2 separate regions of the Homo sapiens genome follow, and region 2 is linked to region 1. A link is a loop called in an ENCODE intact Hi-C map of the cell type or tissue named here. Cell type or tissue: tibial artery. All regions are shown on one strand. Region 1 has its middle 11 kb from the start of ACCSL. Region 2 overlaps HSD17B12 (hydroxysteroid 17-beta dehydrogenase 12).

What was found. Hi-C counts contacts between places; a loop is a spot of excess contacts. Peaks named below come from ENCODE experiments on the same cell type or tissue, not always from the same donor. Only the 100,000 strongest peaks of a DNase experiment are listed, where the experiment ranks them.
Region 2: a loop joins it to region 1, with 8 times the contacts of the local background. A loop is called at or near these places in 4 of 110 quality-filtered maps.

Annotation. Positions count from the first base shown.
Region 1 is chr11:44,036,036-44,038,535 of GRCh38, reverse strand. It overlaps a transcript of ACCSL not described here. Among named protein-coding and RNA genes, the nearest start is that of ACCSL, 11 kb to the left of the region's middle. In tibial artery, a CTCF peak has its summit at 969 (motif pointing right); a DNase peak (open chromatin) is centred at 1,065; H3K27ac peaks cover 2,255 bases.
Region 2 is chr11:43,823,958-43,826,457 of GRCh38, reverse strand. All of the region lies in intron 6 of HSD17B12 (hydroxysteroid 17-beta dehydrogenase 12), which reads right to left. Among named protein-coding and RNA genes, the nearest start is that of ALKBH3, 56 kb to the left of the region's middle. In tibial artery, a CTCF peak has its summit at 1,074 (motif pointing left); no DNase peak of the experiment used is centred here.

The sequences.
Region 1 (2,500 bases):
CTTTGCACATGCTGCCTCTCCACTGGAAAGCCCTGTCAGAGGCTTGCCCACTCTGCGCATTCCTGCTTATACTTCAAGTCTAAGCTCTTTTATCACCTCCTCCAAGGAGCCTTCCTCCTTAACTCCTCAGGCAGATAAAGGGACCCATGCCTATGTTCCCACATACTTTGTTCATGCCCTCTGTATAAAACACAACAGGTAGGCAGTGCTTTAGAGTCTTGGCTCTAACATGAATCCAGCGTCTGGGCTACTCTGTCCTCAGATACCTGCTTGGCTCACTCCCTCATCTCCTTCAAGGCTTTGCTCAAAGCTCACCTTCTCCCAGAGTCCTGCTATGACCACCTATTTAATTCTACAACCCGCTCCTCATGCTCACCACACTGCAGTTCCCCCTCCTCCATCCCACCTTTCATTTTTATAGCACTTTTCCCCTTCAAGCATACTATATAATGTACTCATTTATTACATGCATCGTTTATTTTCAGTCCCCTTCTCTAGAAGGTAAACTCCATGAGGGCAGAGGTCTTCAATTGCTTTGTTTACTGATATTTCTCAAACGCAAAGAAGGGTGGTTGGCCCATGGAAGAGCTCAATAATGTCTGTGAATGAATAAATGAATGACCAAGTGGATGGATGGATGGATGGATGGATGGATGGATGGATGCATGGATGGATGAATACCATAATGCAATTTTCTAAGGTCTGGGCCCCCTTCTGGTCTGTACACTATTCACGTTCTACCATAGTTCCAAGGCACACAGGGAGTTTTTAGTTAATATTTGTTGAATATTCATTTCTAACTAATCTTTCAATGACTGAAGACAAGAATGAAGAAATCAATCAGTTGCAGGCACCTTGTGAATGTTGACAGTAGAGTGAAGATTTACCCAGTGGAAAAACTTCACCTTCCACAGCCTGGGAGCCTCTCTGCTGCGGGCACCCTGACTACAGCAGCTGTAACACGGATTTGCCAAGAGGGGTCGCTAAACCCTTATTTTCTTGCCTAGTGCAGAAAACTCAGGCCAGCCAGCACTGCAGACTCAGAGAAGCAGCGGGTGAGAGGAGTATAGAAGAGGCCAGACAAGGAGCAGCCAGTGCGCCATCCGCGCGTGCGTGACCTCAGAAAGGCTGGGAGCAGGCAATTGCATCTCTTTTCTGACCCACTGCAACCGCTGGTGGCTCTTGGGATCTCTTAGTATTTCTGTTTTACAGACAGGACTCAGGGCTCAGAGAGGTTGGGTACCTTGGTCACTGTCACAACCAGAATCTAGTGATAGGATTAGAATCCAGAATTGGCAAATACGACTGTTCCTGCTACCACCCCTTTGGCATCTCTGCTCCAAAAGCAAACAAATTCCAAGTACAACATCTGGCATGGCCTAATTTAGAAGGCCTGTAGGTTCCAAGGTTGGGGAAAGGTGGAGGTAGGCAGTGGGAGATGGGGAAAGGAGGAGAATTCCTCTTCCAGGGACACTGACCCAGCTGCCCTCAGCTCTCCCCATCCCTCCAGATTGCATAACCTTTTCTCCCTTGACTTCAGTTCTCTGGGCTTCTAAGTGGTCACTGGCCTCATACAAACTCACTTTGGAGACAGCAGCCTGGAAGGCACAGAGGTGCAGCCAGTGGGAAGAGACTGCAAAAGGTCCCCAACCCATCAAGGAAACTGTGGTCCAGAGAGAGGTAGAGGAACCTACCTGGCAAGACCCTGGCCCGTCCATGCCAGAACCTGGGAATCTTTTTTTTTTTTTTTTTTTGAGCTGGTGTCTTGCTCTGTCACCCAGGCTGGAGTGCAGTGGGGCGATCTTGACTCACTGCATCCTTTGCCCCCAGGGTTCAAGCGATGCTCCTGCCTCAGCCTCCCAAGTAGCTGGGATTACATGTGTGCACCACCACACATGGGTAATTTTTGTATTTTTTGTAGAGACAGGGTTTTGCCATGTTGGCCAGGCTGGTCTCAAACTCCTGGCCTCAAGTGATCCACCTACCTTGGCCTCCTAAAGTGCTGGGATTGCAGGTGTGCACCACAGCACCTGGCATAGAACCTGGGAATCTGTAATACTGGGCCCTGGGTTCCATATAACGGGCCTCCCAACAATTCAATGAGGAACGTGTCCTTGGCCCCATTTTATAGGTAACAAAACTGAGGCCCAGCGAGGTTCCTCAATCTTGTCCAAGTTCATGCTACTTGCTTGGGCCTGACTGCAGACCTGTCTGAATCCAGGCCCAGAGTATTCTCTTCACAGATTCCTGGGCCACAGTGACAGGACCCTAACAATTCCTTTAGGTCTGGCCTGGTCTCTAGGTTGTATGAGGTGACCTGGAATGGGGATCCTGGGGAGGAGGAAGGTCACCATGTCGGGGTCCTAATGGCTCTTGCCCACTTTCCTCCAGCGGGGGCCGAAGGCCAGTTACCCAGTTGGTTGCTACCTGGTTGCCCCCTGGGGAACAGTCTGGCTCAAACCACTTACATTGCAGGGACTGTTTTTCAAAGGGCACTGAA
Region 2 (2,500 bases), 210 kb after region 1:
CATGCCAATTAATAATGATTCCAAAGCCATAATTCATAAACTCTAAACAAAATTTTAAAAAAGAATGCATATACCAGCCGGGCACAGTGGCTCATGCCTGTAATCCCAGCTCTTTGGGAGGTCGAGGCGGGCAGATCACGAGGTCAGGAGATCGAGACCATCCTGGCTAACACGGTGAAACTCCGTCTCTACTAAAAATACAAAAAAATTAGCCGGGCGTGGTGGTGGGCGCCTGTAGTTCCAGCTACTCGGGAGGCTGAGGCAGGAGAATGGCGTGAACCCGGGAGGCGGAGCTTGCAGTGAGCGGAGATCACGCCACTGCACTCCAGCCTTGGCGACAGAGTGAGACTCCGTCTCAAAAAAAAAAAAAAAAAAAGAAAAAAAAAGACTGCATATACAATCATACACAGTTTTTATAAGTTTCACATACTATAGTATGCTAAGAGTTTCCAATACCTAAATTTTTCCAAAATAAGCTAACTTCTCAAAAGTGACAGGTTTGGGGAGGAGAAAATAATTTCTAAAGTTGTCAGAGATTTTTCATTTTCACTCGTATATAAGGCATTTATCCTATAACCTAGCTTCATTTGGAGGTGAAAAGCAACATCAGTACCAATCTATAACTACTCTCTCATTTTTGGAAGAAGAAAACAATGCAGAGTGGTTATCATGCCGTTTGGCAAAACCATCATTTTGTAGTTATGCCTGAAGCAGGCCATTACTATGACACTCTAAGGACTAAATGTATCCAATAATTTGGAATTTTTTAGGAGCATAATGATAACTAATTTCAAAATGAATTAAAAGACTAGCTATTAACTTGGAATGCCTTCATCTAGAAAAGCCATGGATGGGGATTAGTGGTGAGGGTTTTACTCTCCTTCCCATAATTTATCATATTCCTAATGTTGTTAAATTCTTGAAGCAGGGTGCCCGGATGCATTCTTAACATAATTCCTAAATTAAATACAATTAGACTGCTGAACGGAGACTGTTCTCATGGATTTTCAAATTAATAGAGGGCTCCCCCTACTGGCATTGTGTCACATGCCAGAGGCAAATCCAGGTGAGAAAAACAAATGTTTCCGTGCTTTTCACCCATCTGTCCATTCATCTAAACTTTTATCATCTACTCCATGGGCAGGGCATCGCATAAGACACTTCTGGCTAAGTGACATACAATGAATACACTGTGGTATAAAAAGGAAAAAATAGATTTTCAAAAAGCATGCAAAGGGTCTCATACTCTGATTTCAGAGAATCATGGGGTGGAAGATGCCATAGTCTAAATGTTTGTGTCCCTCCACTCCAAATTTTTTTTTTTTTTGAGACAGGGTCTCACTCTGCCAGCCAGGCTGGAGTCCAGTGGCACGATCTTGGCCCACTGCAACCTCTGCCTCCTGGGTTCAAGCAATCCTCCTGCCTCAGCCTCCTGAGCAGCTGGGACCACAGGTGTGAGCCACCATGCCTGGCTAATTTTTTTATTTTTGATAGAGATGGGGTCTCGCCATGTTGGCCAGGCTGGTCTCAAACTCCTGGGTTCAAGTGATCCTCCTGCCTCAGCCTCCTGAGTAGCTGGGATTACAGGCACGTGCCACCATGCCCAGCTAATTTTTGTATTTTTGGTAGAGATGGGGTTTCACTATGTTGGCCAGGCTGGTCTTGAACTCCTGGGCTCAAGTGATCCACCCATCTCAGCCTCCCAAAATGCTGGGATTACAGGCGTGAGCCGCTGCGCCCAACCTCCACCCCTCCAAAACTTGTATGTTCAAACCTAATCCCCAATATGGTGACATTAAGAGGAGGGTGGGGCCTTTGAGAAATGATTACATCATGAGGGTTCCACCCTCACACGTGGTATTGGTGCCCTTATAAAAGAGGCCTGAGGGAGCTTGTTTGCCTCTTCTGCCACATGAGGACATGGCAAGAAGGCTCCATCTATGAAGAATGGGGTCCTCACTCGACACCAAATCTGGTGGGGCACTGATCTTAGACTTCCCAGCCTCCAGAACTCTGAGAAATAAGTTTATGCTCTTTATAAACTACCCAATCTAAGGTATTTTGTTAGAGCAGCCCAGAGGGACTAAGACAGAAGAGATTAATTTAGTCGATGTCATTCTAGTCCTTCAATTTCTCCAAGCAGTTATTCTGTTTGAGTACATTGAACACTTGGAGTCACCTGGAACAGAAGAACCCAAACTCAAGTGCCTGAAAGGTCAGAGAGGTAATGTAAATGAGTGAGAGAAGTCAAACAATAGGGACTGGTGGGGACTGTGGCAATCTAGAGAGCTGCAGGCCTAACTTACTGCATATATCCGGAAGCTACTCAGCTCTAGTCACTTGCTGCCATGTAGTAATTCAGGTCTGTGTTACCCAATTTTCAGATTTTTCCCAAGAGAAGTTAGAAATCTCGGTGTAAAATTTCCTAACTTTGAAAACTGAGCCAATCAAAATGTGTTCGTCAGCCACCTCTGGCCCACAGACCAACAGTTTACAACCT